Linked DNA regions of Homo sapiens: region 1 is linked to region 2. The links are chromatin contacts, found by Hi-C in ENCODE. All regions are on one chromosome and are shown on one strand. The core of a region is the stretch at or near the end of the contact, and the rest is flanking DNA. Distances in the headings are between cores, read along the strand shown.

Evidence for each region. A loop is a pair of places that touch in the nucleus more often than their neighbours do. Pooled maps may share reads with other maps.
Region 1: a loop to region 2 is called in a map of B cell, with 30 times the contacts of the local background. The contact joins two enhancer-like sites. A Hi-C loop is called at or near these places in 1 of 168 maps with a recorded cell type or tissue (B cell), 3 of 37 single-sample maps with no recorded cell type and 5 of 50 pooled maps.

Annotation. Positions count from the first base shown.
Region 1 is chrX:10,115,468-10,122,501 of GRCh38, reverse strand. WWC3 (WWC family member 3) reads right to left here. Exons shown (of 24, transcript NM_015691.5): 11 at 5,995-6,084; 12 at 4,813-5,378. Among named protein-coding and RNA genes, the nearest start is that of CLCN4, 38 kb to the left of the region's middle. RefSeq lists an enhancer at 2,779-3,073. Within about 2 kb of position 1,466, at least 4 of the 41 ENCODE cell types and tissues checked have a DNase peak (open chromatin) inside an H3K27ac peak, as active enhancers do.
Region 2 is chrX:9,675,405-9,682,515 of GRCh38, reverse strand. All of the region lies in intron 5 of TBL1X (transducin beta like 1 X-linked), which reads right to left. Among named protein-coding and RNA genes, the nearest start is that of GPR143, 87 kb to the left of the region's middle. RefSeq lists an enhancer at 1-72. Within about 2 kb of position 5,140, at least 6 of the 41 ENCODE cell types and tissues checked have a DNase peak (open chromatin) inside an H3K27ac peak, as active enhancers do.

The sequences.
Region 1 (7,034 bases), core at 217-2,716, 440 kb before region 2:
CACGGAGACATGCTGTGCTCTAGTTGTTTTTCATATGGGAAAATTGAAGAAATGAACTTCTGCTACCTCTTGGATTCATAAATCTATTTCCACCCCCTTAATGAACACACAGAACATAAGATGACGATGAGAAGCCCCTCAAATGGCACTTTCTGAAAGCCGCGCACACAAACGAGACAGGAAAGCAGCATTAGCCCGATGGGAACAGCAGCGGCGCTCGCCAAGAGGTCATGGTTTTCACTGCCTTCTTTATGCTGTCGGGTATTTCCCATGTTTTATACAACAAATACTGCTTTTATACTCAGGAAAAAAACATTTTAATTATCCAAATAAACCCTAGAAAAATTAGCAACCTTCAAAGCAGAGGACACAGTTGAACCCACACTCATTCTCTGAAAACACCACCTGGGAGGCCTGCGGCCCCGGGGGAGGAAGCTGGGGCTCAAGCGTGGCTGTCTCAGTGACCGCAGGCAGGAGCCTTCCAGCCGCCCTTCTGGGTTAGCACGCTGCTATTCCTGCTATGCTTATTTTTATCTTTCACATCTATTTTATTCAAGAGCCAAAAATAGCCATTGAAATGTTTCCTTTTAACATTTCATCAGCCGTTTCTACCCATTTCCTCATAGCAATAAGTTCCTTTTAACAAAACCAATACAAACATGTATATCATCTTCCCGCGCTAAATGCAACTGTGAGCCCAGGAGTCTGTTTTGTGGAGGGGCACACTCGGCTGGAACACGGAATCAAATTGGAAGCCCCAGCTGGGCACTCCACCGTCACTCAAAGCCAGCTCCCGCTTCCATCTCCGCACTTTTCTTTGGCTAAGTTCTAGAAACGGAAAGGGTTGACCTTTGTGCCTTCCTAAACTGAGTCCACTGGTGACCATCTCTCCTTTCAACCAAATTATCATCCACGCCAATGAAATACAAACATGTTCAACAGCACGCAGAACACATGGGGCTGTGGCCTTTGGTCTCACAAGGTTAAGTGGAGGCCGAGTGAATCTTCCAAAGGTCTGCCATACCACATCTGGAGAATTCGCTGCTTCTCCCCCATCAGCCAGGGCTGGAAGCTGGCCTCCATCCTACGGTGGCCGGAGGCACTGCCTCTCAGACAGATCATGACTCCAGATGCCAGCTCTCCTCTTTATCCCTGCCACATGGAAGGACCCAAACACCTGGCCCTCAACTGCAAATGGAAGCCCCCCCAACCACTGCATCAACCCCCAGCAAAGGAAACCACCACTACCATTTGCATTCCCAGCCTTGACACGCGTGGTCCCCAGACTCAGCTGTAGATGCCTGCAGGGAAACAGCACCAGGTAATGAGCCTAAGCACCTGCAACCAACCCAGCCCAAGGCGCAAGTCTGGCCACGTTTCTCTCTCATCATTGCCATAGAAGTCAATACAGAGAGGAAAGAAATGAAGGAGCTAATCCTCGAAGCCCAGGCTGAGTCACTGGACCCACAGGGTGGGTGGAAGTAGGAACTGCCAGGAGGAAGTCCTGTCGGCAACTGCCCCGGCTGAGAAAAAGCACAGACTCCACGCTCCACACCCCGGACACCTGCCCTGGGGCTTCAAGGCACAGAGGTGGACCCTCAGGAGCAGTGCCAGGGAGACAAGGGTCAAATCTTCCCCATGTTCATGTGAAAATCTCTTTACTCCCTTTTCATCATTCAAGACAGACAGACACTAAGAGCCAAGGATGTGAACAGTGCTTGGTAAAAAGGAAGAAAATACAGTCAAAACCACAGCATAGCAGAGCTGCCAGGTGGCATATGACAGCAACGAACGCCATTACATTCCAGAAACAAACACATACAGGGAATGAACAGTGAAAGCTTCTAGGAAAGTTCTTAAACAGCTTGAATATTAACAATGAGATAACAATAAGGCCAATTGCCAACTTGTGTTGAAGCACAGCTATAAGATAACCGTCGTTGGCCACACCCCAGCCATCCTGAACACATCCATCCACAGCACAAACGTATGCCTGGGGCCTGAGCAACAACGCTGAGCAAGGGGACTCCCAAGGCCACTTACAGTGAGCACTTCTGTCGAGCCGCATGAGGAGATAAAAAAAAAAAAAAGCACAAAGTGAAAACACTGCAGAATTTAAGCCAACAACATTAAACAGAATATCAATATCATAAAAACATCAATATGAGCAAAGTCAAGATTTTTACAGGTTTTGATTAGCAAATACTAATGGGTAGATGAAAATAGCTAAGTATTTCATAATCATAACACATTTGACTTTTAAAATCCAGGGAAGACAAAACTGTAACAAAAACGTAAATAGTATGAAAAATCACAGTGTATTGCCCCACTCCTCTGACCTGCCTTCTGTTTCCTCCGATTGATTGAAAACACAAGGAAAAAATCATTCAGAGGCTGGTTTGCAAGTTTGGACAACTTTGATTTTTATCTTACAAAAATTTTGTCTTACTAAGACTTGCTGGGGGCCAAACTTAGACTGCAGTGTTCCCAGCACAGCTGATACATGATGGGGCAGGGGAGGCGAGGAGCCCCCCCTGTGTCCATGCCTGAAGCTGGCTACCCAACCCGGCCCTCTGGGGACACCCAGCAGGGTCAACTATTTCAAGTTTCTAAGGATACAAATAAACGTGTCCTTAGAACAACATAATACATATGTGTCCTTGAAACAATGTAATATATGTAACATATAAAACCATCACCAGATGGCAGTATCATAAAAAGCTACCGCTAGGCGGCAGTGTCACGCAAGAATCCACCACCGATGTCATATAAGAATCTACCACCAGATGGCAGTGTCACTCAGGAATTTATTGGCGGTGTCATATAAGAATCCGCCACCAGATGGCAGTGCCATACAAGAATTCATCACCAATGTCATATACGAATCCGCCACAAGATGGCAGTGTAATACAAGAAATAATCACGAATGACATATGGCTCCACCACGAGATGGCAGTGTCTACACACGTAAGCAAATACTTCCCAGTCCAAGAAGTTTCAACCATTATAGCATCTGCCACGGAAAGCAAAGGAAAAAATAAAGAAACCAGGATGTGAAATTAAGTCAGCGCTTCTCCCTCCCACTCTGTCTCTCCTCTGACCCAAAGTGGCCCTTGGGCCTTGTGCAGATTTTATGCCTAACTAGACTGACATTCTGGAATCTCAATCCCTTAAGGAGAAGGTGGTGGGAGAGAGGAGGGAGACTAAGAAAGAAGTCCTAATTGGATATTTCTTTTCTGACTGAACGGAATAAACATGGAGCAATCAACCTGTGGTTATAAAGAGGAACAAAGCTAATGAAGGATACCTGCATATATGGACTTCAGAAACAATGTATCTGGGGATACCAAAGTGTGTTTGCAAACACAGGGGCAGACACCAAAATAGAGATGCCAAAAAGCCCTGGGGCAGTCTCAGAACATGATGGCCTCTGGTTACGCACGTAAGTGCCAACAGACTACTATTTTATAGAGTGATCAACCTATCTATTGATCTACCAATCCATCTATCTCTTGGGTAACAGAATGGTGGCAAATGGAAGGGGTCACAAAGATCACTGCATTCAAGGGTGGAAAAGGTGAGACTCAGTCCAGGTATGTGTTCAAGGTCACACAGCTAGAAGTGGACAGGGCAGGGAACAAAAGCCTGGTCTCCCAGCTGCTAGTTTGAAGCTGTTTCCACTACACCACACTGGTTCTGCTCTCTAGTTTTATTTCTACCCCTTGCCGCATAAATACTCCATAGTACGTGACTAGGGTTTCTCAGCCTCAGCCCTCTTGACATTTGGGGCTGGACCATTCTCGAGGGGGAGGGGGTGCTGCCCTGTGCATGCCAGGAGCATCTCCCATCCCCTAGTTGTGACAACCAAAAATGTTTCCAGACATTGCCAAGTGTTCCCCAGGGGCAGGACGCAAAAACACCCCTGGCTGAGATCCACTATGCTGCACAAATTATCTAGTGTTTGCCTAAATGGAACATTTAAAACATTTTTGCCGTGCAAATAAAAGTCAATTAAATGGGCTGAACTTCAGGAACGGGAGACCTTGTTCTTGATCCTCTTTAAAACCAAAGGAAGATAAAGTTGCCATGGGTGGCTGAGAAAAGCACATGGGGTCAATATTCCCTTCAATAGCAGTTTGGTCTTCCAAGCAGGCTACAAGCTGAAAGACCCCAGCTCCGAGGAGGAGCTGAACCAACACCAACTGAATGGATGAGGCTCCACGGAGCTCCGTGTTTTTCCATTTGAAGAATCACCAGAGAAACCAAATCAGTAGAAATGACCGATACTTACAGGCATGTCTTTTGAAATTACACAATTATTTTCACTTCCACATTTGATAGACCTATGTTCTTGGAAACTATGAAAACTATAAAAGATAAAGAGATGTCAAAGCAACAAAAGAAGTCAAGATTTCCACTAGCTACAACCAGACACCTGTTGGCATAATGGTCTCAGGCGGGCACACACTGACGGTTCCATCTCGGCACGCACGCTGCAAAGGTCATGAAGGCCCTAATCCATCTCCAGCAGCCTCTGAATGTGGAAGCCTGTGTAGTTCTTACCCTAGTTTTCAACAATTAAGTATTTTTTGAAAACAAGCCAAATACCTAGGAAAGACAACTTTGTCAATTTCAATGATCTTTCCCCAACACAGATCAGAAAGAGCAGGTGTGTGCTCTTCCCGATCACATCAATATTCCTAAACGTAAAGCTCACCATGGACCTGGAAAGCCAGCCATCCTCACTCTGGACCCCACAGTTTCCGCCCTGCAGGTAACCCTCGCCCCGCAGGAGGCCACATCCGCACTTACTTCCACCCACGGGAGCGCTGGCTGGTGGGGGTCCTCGCTCGTGCGGCCCTTCCCCATCCCCGGGGACCCCGTGTGGCTGAAGGGCCGCCATGCCTGGTAAGTCTTCGTCCCCCATAGCCGAGGCGTGTGCCCGCAGTCTGTCTAGGGCGCCCAGGCCTGGCCCCTCACAGCTGTCCGCCAGCTGCGCCAGCGGCGAGTCCCGTGAGGCAGGGAGGAAGGGCGTGTCCAGGGGCGAGCTTGGGGGCGACAGCGAGGACAGCGAGGAGCGGGAGGACAGCGATGCCAGGGACTGGGGCGTGTCCAGGGACCGCCTCTGCTTGTGGAAGCCCGAGGGGCCTGGGGGCTCTGAAAAGGGAGCATCTCGCCCCAGAGAGTCGAAGGGAATGAGGTCGAAGCGTAGAAGCTGGCTGCCCTCAGCGTCGGGCTTCTCGTACTGCGGGAGGCCGTAGATGTCCGTGAAGCTGACCGAGCTCAGGGAGCCCCGGCTGGAGGCCAGAGACCCACGGCTGGAGGCTAGGGACCCGCGGCTGCTCCCCGAGGACACCGTCAGGGTGCTGGCACACAGGCTGAAATGAGACAGCATGGCCATCTGAGATGGCAGGGCAGCCACCCCTGCTCACCCTGTGAGCACGGAAAGGGTGGCAGAGAGCAGTGGGCAACAGCAGAGACCCGTGCCCAAGTCCCAGTCCCAGTCCTGGCTGGAACACATACTAGCCAGGTACACTTGGTCAAGCCATTCACCCCCTCTGGGCTCCCACTGGGGCTGGGGTGAGAACAGTTCCCACCTGGGGCATTGTTAGGAGGAATATCTGAGAAAATGACACATCTGAGGCCCTTGACATTGGCCATTCTTGAGCAGCCAAATCTTACTAGCTTAAAAAGTTCGTATGCTTTTAAAAAAAACCCAAAACAAAAATGCGCACGTGTATAGATGTACACTTCTGAAACTGTTAATTAGGTTACAAAATCCTTGAATACATCTGACTTCAGGCCTCTTATTTACCCTGAAGCCAAATGTGGTTCTCTCCATATTCCTTGAGTCATACAGTAGTAGCATGTTAAAAATATAATGTATCCATTCTGTGTTAACAACATTTCAGGTCAAGCTACAAGAAACGAGTTCATGTACCAGTCATTGGAACATGATGAACAAGTACAGTTTTCTCTTTGAAAGTAACCTACCTTTTTAACTGGGACTGGAGGTAGGATGTTAAGCGGGTGGCTTCTTCCAGCTGCATAAGTAGACAATTCCTTTTTTCCTGAAGCAGAATCCTGTAGGTAAGAAGACAGTCGATTAGTACATTTCAAAGACAGGGAGAATATTTTCATAACAAGACAGTCCACTATCAATTCCCTCCAGCTGAATTAGGTTGCAATCACCACCCATTCTAAAAGCACCCAGGTCACAAGGGCCAAGATCACAGAGACTGCTTTTGTCCCGTTTGAAAAATACATCCCTGGCACCCTGAGCAGTGCCTGCTACTCTGTGGAAGCGCCAGGCACAGTGCACGGGGGAGGGGATGCGTGAGAAGAGGAGTGGGCACAGGGATGGGTCAATGTGTGGGTGGGTGGCTGGATGGGTGGGTGGCTGGATGGGTGGGTGGGTGGCTGGATGGGTGGCTGGGTGGCTGGGTGGGTGGCTGGATGGGTGGCTGGGTTGGTGGATGGCTGGCTGGGTAGGTGGCTGGATGGGTGGCTGGATGGGTGGCTGGGTGGGTGGCTGGGTGGGTGGCTAGATGGCTGGCTGGGTGGGTGGCTGGGGATGGCTGCTTGGATGGATGGGAGGAGTGGTAAGTGAGCAGAAGGACAGATAACTAGCAGATGAGCTCAAACGCAGAGCACGCAGTCATCTGTTGAAATTCCTTGGAACAAATCAGATTCCCTCATACTAGGCCACCTTCTAGAGAAGAACAAATATAATTCTAAGATCTATACAGTTAAAACATTAGAAGCAAATGAAACAAAACAGCAGCCGTTGCCATCTCCAGGCCATGGGGTTGGAGGTATTTTTGTTTTCCTTCCTTCTACTTTTTTCTACTTAGTAATTTTGTAGAATAAAATTTATTCCTACTGCAGTAGGCCCACCGCCTAGAATCGAGCCTATTGTGGATAGGCACTCAATACACAGTTGTTGGACAACTCCATGAATAAATATGTTTGCCTCTAGAAGGAAACACTCCTGGTTTACAAATGGAAATGACACTGTGACGTGTGGCCACAGT
Region 2 (7,111 bases), core at 3,891-6,390:
CAATCCACCCTCTGTTCTGTCCCCACCGCCAGGTTGTAAAGAACATATCAAATGTGTAGTTGAGATTTATCTAACAGAGTAATAGGGTAGCTGCTATTAATTTTACAATCAATTGCACAGAGCCTTGCATATTTCTTTACAGAACTATAACTGCCTACATTAGGTTCCAAAGGACGCCCTTCCAGGTTCCCCTATCCCCAAGGGTTCCTCCGCCCCTGTGTTTTTGGAGGATATAAGCCAAGGCTGTTTACAACAACCTTACCTTTTCCTTCTAACTTGCTTTCTCTCTATCCACCTTCCTTTTCTCCTACCCACTCCTACCAAAATGAAGCAACCCACCCTTGGGTTCACCAACGACTCTATTCTCTGCCAATGCTATACAGAGTTTTACCTGCAAGCTTTTATCATTGAGGTCTTTGGCAAAGTGTGGAAGAGAAAAACCCCAGTCAATGGATAAAGCGGGACCTCACTGCATTCTTGGCTTGACGATCCACTACATGGAATCTTCCTTATCTACTCTGGGCCACAGTGATTCCTCTCTCATAGACATCATGACTCTCACGGCTGATGGGGGCCACTCACGTGGCTCCTACTAAATGGCTTCAAGCTTCTCAGCATCATTCTGTCACTGCCGCTTTCCCCTTGATCAATCAGTCTCTGAGATCTTTTGAGGGTAACTGACAGCCTCCTGTTGCTCAGTTTGTAGGGGTGGGGCTGAGATCTAAGCCTGGGTGCCAGAAACCACTCTTAGCCACCATGAAACAGTATCTAGAAACATCTACTGAATGCACCAGAATGCAGCATTATGTGCTGATGACGGCACCTGACAAGCAAACCTCATGGCTGATGGAGCAATTGTGGAAGGAAAGTCTCGTGCTCCTGGGACATTTCATTCATCCACTCTGACTCATTCATTCCCGCAAGCAGCACTGGGCCACAGAACTGGTACTTGCAGTCACATGCTCTGTGAAACAGAGCCGATTCTGACCACATTACCATCTTCAACCAAACCTGGGCACTCTGTCCACTACCTCAGTCTTTGTAGCAGCTGTTTGGAGTTGGTACTGTTTTTGTTTCACACATAAGGACAAACATTGGAGACATCAGGTAACCCGCCCAAGGATCATGTGATATGACGCTGAACTAAACTGTGAACCGTAGACTATGTGACTCCGAGATTCCGCTTTTTACTTTACACTCCAAGACCCACCCACAAGCACAGGAACCAAAATTCTTGAATTCCCTGCATGGACACAGACTCCATTTCCACCTGGCTGCTCAGCTAGACCACTGGCAGCTCTGGACAGCAGCCAGCGTGGGTGCAGCTCAGGCAACTCACAAAGAACGGTGTGCAAAGCTCAGTCTAACCCACGGAGGGAGTGTGCCCTTGATTTCTCTCTCATCTGGGTTTTTAATGTTGAGTACATGTTTTGGCTGTATAACTTTATCTCTCTACATGATTATGCTCTCCAACACAGATTTCATTTCTAGATCGTGTGGACAACAGTATCCACATTCAATTAAGTCTTCTTGGAACAAAGAGATGAACCAGTAAAGATGGACTAAGGATGTGGCGTCTGAGACTTCTGCAAAGAGCTGAAAGTCGTCTGCCGAAAGGAATATCCTGTGCAGATGCACAATGACAAATGTGCAGGATAAAGTTCTACAGGGGTACCTCGAAGGTCTTTCATCAGCTTGGGTCCTCTTTTGGAGAGGGTAGGTCATGACTGGAAATTAGGCACCTTCATAAAGACCTGGGAGATGTGCATTCCATGCCATGGTTAACAGAAGTCCTCCTATTTGCTGAAATTTTCACTAGCTGCATTTCTCTGAATGGATCTCTACATGGCCTCTAGAGCAATGGTTTTTCAGTCCATTTGCTTGCAAGATTTTCTTACTGATTTCTGGCCATGTGGTCTCATGAAGGCAAGCAGGAGGGCTGGATGGAGAAAATGTCAGCAGCAGGCAGGATGGCTGGGTTCTGTCCTCGTTCTGCCACTGGTGCCTGGCCCATGTCGCTTCATTTGGCTGGGCCTGCATTTCCTCCTCTGTGATATAGGGATAAAAAGTACCTTGAGGTGCTGATGAGACACATAGATGGGACAGCAGCCAGACCCCCAACACATTTGATGGAGAGGAGACCACAGTGAGTGGAAAGGTTGCTGTCCCAGCTTTCCTTGTTGGAACAATAAGGATGTCAGATGAAATGGCTGCTAGGATATTTGCTAGTTCTGATATTCATTCTGGGACAGGAAGATGCCTGCTACGTTCTGAATGTTTGTGTCCCCCCCAGATTTGTATGTGGGAGACAAATCCCCAAAGTGACGGTATTAAGGGGTGGGGCCTTCAGGAAGCAATTAAATCATGAGGGATCCACTCTCGTGAATGGGATCAGTGTCCCTATAAAAGAGGCTCAAGCAAGCTCCCCTGCACCTTCCACCATGTGAAGACACAGAAGGAGCCATCCATGTGAAACAGGACCTCACCAGACACCAAATCTGCTGGCGTCTTGATCTTGGACTTCCCAGCCTCCAGGACTGTGAGCAATACACTTTGGTTGTATATAAATTACCCAGTCTAAGGTGTTGGTTATAGCCCATACTAACTAAGACAATGCCCAAGGACTATGTACTAGAGGCTGCTTGACCACTTCCTCTTAGGCCACAGTTGCCAGAACCAGGTGCCAGGGTGCTGCGGAAGGTAATGCCTGCCTCCACACCTGCCAGCATCTCACCCCTCCCACTTGGACTCCAGGGCTAATGGGCACATTCATATGCAGTCTGCCAGAGTGGTGAGACTTCGGTGCCTTGTGCCTCCTCAGCTTTCCCGCATCTCTGAACACATCTCTTCTGCCCAACAAGACATCCGTAGGAACAAAGACCAGAATGTCAATGATAAACGAAGCACCAAGGACTGCCCCTGCGGCAGGTGCAGAAGTAGTTAAAGGGCAGGAGAACAAAGAGCTTGGTGGTACCTCGATGAAAGATCGTGTGAGGGTGATGGGTTAGTGTCCTTGGTGTCACCAGTAGGCTAGCCTAGAGACATTCCTGAAGACGCTAGGCTTGCCACCTACTTAGGAGGCGTATTCCTGATGAATCTCTTGACAGCAGGGCTTCTCAAGCACAGCATGGCTGACTTTTAGGCTGGCTCATTCCTTGCTGTGGGGGACACAGTCCCATGCATTGTACGATGTTGAGCAGCACCCCCGGCCTCTACCCACTAGATGCCAGTAGCACACTCCCATTGTAACAACCAAAAATGTTTCCAATATTGTCCCATCAACCCCACCATGGTTGGGGAATTGACACCCTGAAAGGCCACTACCCCCAGCTCTACTCTCCTTACATTTCTGCTTGGTTCTTGGTTGTTGCTATTGAAAAGCAAGCCACCCTCTGCATGCAATTGGTCATAGACCTTAGATAACATAACACACAGTAACAGAGCATAACCAGATGAGGTAAAATTATTCCCAGGGAGAAAAAAAAGAGTATAATCATGATAAACTGAAAGGCTTACACAAAGGATGACATTTTATAAAGGATGGTAGGATCTTCCATGTAAAGTCCTGTCCATTTGGAATAAAACGTGTAATAGTCTCACAAGAGAGGAAACAGTCTGTATAAGAATTTGTCTCATCTAACTAGGCAACATAAACATTTAAAACAAACCAAGTACATGTATTGCGTTTCTTGCAATTATGACACTGCTAAACCACACCCCTCACAAATGACTTCACAAACCATTTGAGTTATACAGTGTACTACTATGCTCAGCTAATGTTGGCCTGATTCATCAGCAAAATCTGCTAAGTTATCAATCACTGGCCTTTAGAAATACTGCTTATTTGGCAGAGAAAAGTAGAATTTAATACTCAGGCAGCTGTGGAGTTGGTTTTGCATCTTCAGCTAAAACAAATACCAAGGGTATCAATTTGTAACATTAAAACTGGAATTTTTATTAAGTATTTAACAGACTCACATACTTGTAATACTTACAGCTATCCAAAGCTGAGGGACACCATCTGCTATCTGTGCATTGCCTAGATCATGGGCTTGCAAACTGAGGCCCACAGACCAAGTCTGGCTCACTGCCAGTGTGTGTAAATAAAGTTTTATTGAGATACAACCACACCCATGAGTTGATGTGTTGTCTATGGCTATTTTCACACTACAATGGGAGAGTTGAGTAGGTGCAACAGAGACCACATGGCTCATAAAGCTGAGGATATTTACTATCTGCTCCTCTACAGGAAAAGTGTGCTGACCTGATTTTATATACAGTTGACTCTCCATATCCGATAGTTCTGCGTCCACCAAATCAACCAACCACAGATCAAAAATATCCAGAAAAAAACAACAAAAAACAATATGATGATAATAATACGAATAAAAAACCACTGCAATATAACAAACACACTTTACTTCAGCCTGGGAGACAAAGTGATACACCAGTCTTGAGAGCAAAGGAAAGAAACAGAAGAGAAGAAAGAAGGAAGGACCATATTGGATGCAATGACATAAGAATTTGGTACCATTTCTTAGGCTTATGGGGAGAACACATTTAACCAGGTGCTCCAAGGCCTGGATCTGCCCCCTAACAGTTTCCCCAGCTCCCTTTTCTGACCCATGGACAGGTGGAATTCAATGATCTACAAGGTCCCTTTCAATTCTAAAATCCTATGTAGAGAAAATAAATTACCTTACAGTGCCAACAAAACCTGAAGGGTTTTAATTTATGGAGGTGACTGAGTGACAACACAAAGAGGCTAATGCCATTGAAAGAATTTATTACTCAGTTCCCAAGGAAGGGAGTATGCTGGGGCGTGCCACACCATGCCACACAGGGCAACAAGAAACCTTATCACACACAGGGACCGAGAAGCTGAGAAAGAGAGAGGGAGGAACTAGGAGTGTACCTTTATGACTACAGTAGTCGGGGAGTAAAGGGGTGGGGATATCCCTTATTGGATAGGAAGTGAAAATACATGTCAGAATTTGTGGCTGGGAGTTTCATAATATGATTTTGGCACGCCTGCAAAAGCCACCTTATGAGAGGTAAACAACTTTGGTTGTTGGTCTAGCTCTATGATCAATGGATACCAAACAGCCACTGGTTAACACACTTGTCCAATCTAGTAGGCTAAAGAGAAGGGGTTTTACAATACAGTCATTATGAAACCAAAACGTATATGTAGCACTTCCTTTTGTTTCTGCAAATGCTGACAGTTTTCCAACCTCCTTATTCATAGCGGAGTCAGCACAGCTTCTCCTCAGTCAATATTTCCTGGATCATAAAGGTTTCTCCAGCAGGACTGCAGCTGCCTGGAAAGCTGCCCACTTTCCTCTCAGTGCTGGGACAAGGTGGTGGAGGTGGGGAGGGTGTGATAAAAATAAAGATGCGAGAGAGGCCAAGGATGAGGAAGTGGGAGCCGGGATGAAAAATCAAATGGTGAAGAAAACACAGACACACACGCACACTCTCACGGAGTTAGGAACAGTAAACAGAAAAGGCGAGGGAATTAGAAATCCTATCTTCATCTGTGGGGCGAATTCACTACCAGTTCCCTTCACTTCAACAATGATGGATTAGTCTCACCAGAGGATTACATTTTCTGCCCAAGAAGCAGTTCTTATCATATGTAAACTCCAATTACATCCATGGTAAAAAGAAAAAAAAATATGCTGGGGAGAATTCTTTTTGCCTTTGCAGTCTATATCACTGAACGTGTTCATATCAGCTTTCCATTTTAATGTGTTTATATGAAAAAAACCCTCAAGGCCCAGTCCTCAACTCCCATCCTAACCTCCAACAACATTTTGCTACAGAAAACAGAGTGCAGTGAGAACATTTTTATGCGCTGCAGACCTGTTTGAGATGACCCACCATAACATGGAATTTAGCGTAAAATGAAGCTGCCTCGGACGGCGTCCAAAAGAAATACCAGAAGGATCTCGTTAAAATACGGTTTTGCCATAACATCTGGCCTGGACCCCAAGGGTGGTGGCTGAATACAGCTCAGGCCGCTGACAAGCGCAGACCAGGCACCCTTGCCAAGACTATTTTCATATCCTCTAGATGTGGGGAGCATCCAGGAGGGAAAAGCATTACTCAGGCCATAAACTCATGTGGCTACTTCCTCCCAGGGCAATGGCGGGCTAGGACAACGAGACAACCTTGGACGGGCCTCGGCTAGGGTAGGGGGTGCTGCTTCCTGGAAATGCTCACAGAGAATTGTAGTGGAGGTGATGCCAGGAGAAGCCTCAGCTCCTGCTGCAAGTCAGCTACTAGGAAGAGCTAGGTGCAGAGACGCTCATGTCCTCCAGCCCTACAGTGTGGTCTCCAGCACCTTGGAACACTCATGAATTCTGGATTCAATATTTGGAAATTGGAAGACAGCATGAATGCTAAACCAGAGATTTACGACGGATAGCACCATTGCAAATCACACTCAAACAAAAGTCAAGATATGACTTTGGGAATATAAGAGAAAGCAATTTGGAAGATGGAGAAATTAACTCACATTGTTAAACAATCAACACAACTCCTGTTCTCACATTGGGGGATTTCTTCCAGTCCCTTTTCTCTATGTATCTTAATTACTTTCTTCTTTTTTTTTTTTTTTTTGAGACAGAGTTGCATTCTTGTCACCCAGGCTGGAGTGCAATGGCATGATCTCGGCTCACTGCAACCTCCGCCTCGCAGGTTCAAGCGATTCTCCTGCCTCAGCCTCTCGAATAGCTGGGATTACAGGCGCATGCCACCACGCCCAGGTAATTTTTGTATTTTTAGTAGAAATGGGGTTTCATTTCATGTTAGCCAGGCTGGTCTCGAACTCCTGACCTCAGGTGATCCACCTGCCTCGGCCTCCCAAAGTGCTGGGATTACTTGCTGGGCGTGAGCTACCGCGCCTGGCCTGTGCGTCTTAATTTCTATGTATAATCATCATGGTCACAGAATATTGTATCCCTGTTCTCTTTTACCTAGCACACTATAAGCATTTTCCCTGGTTGCTGGTTGGTTTTGACAGCCACCTCTGTGGTTACTAATTTTTCACCAAGCAGGCAGGTCATCCTTTACTCACACTACATCCAGTTTTATCTTTCAACAATGA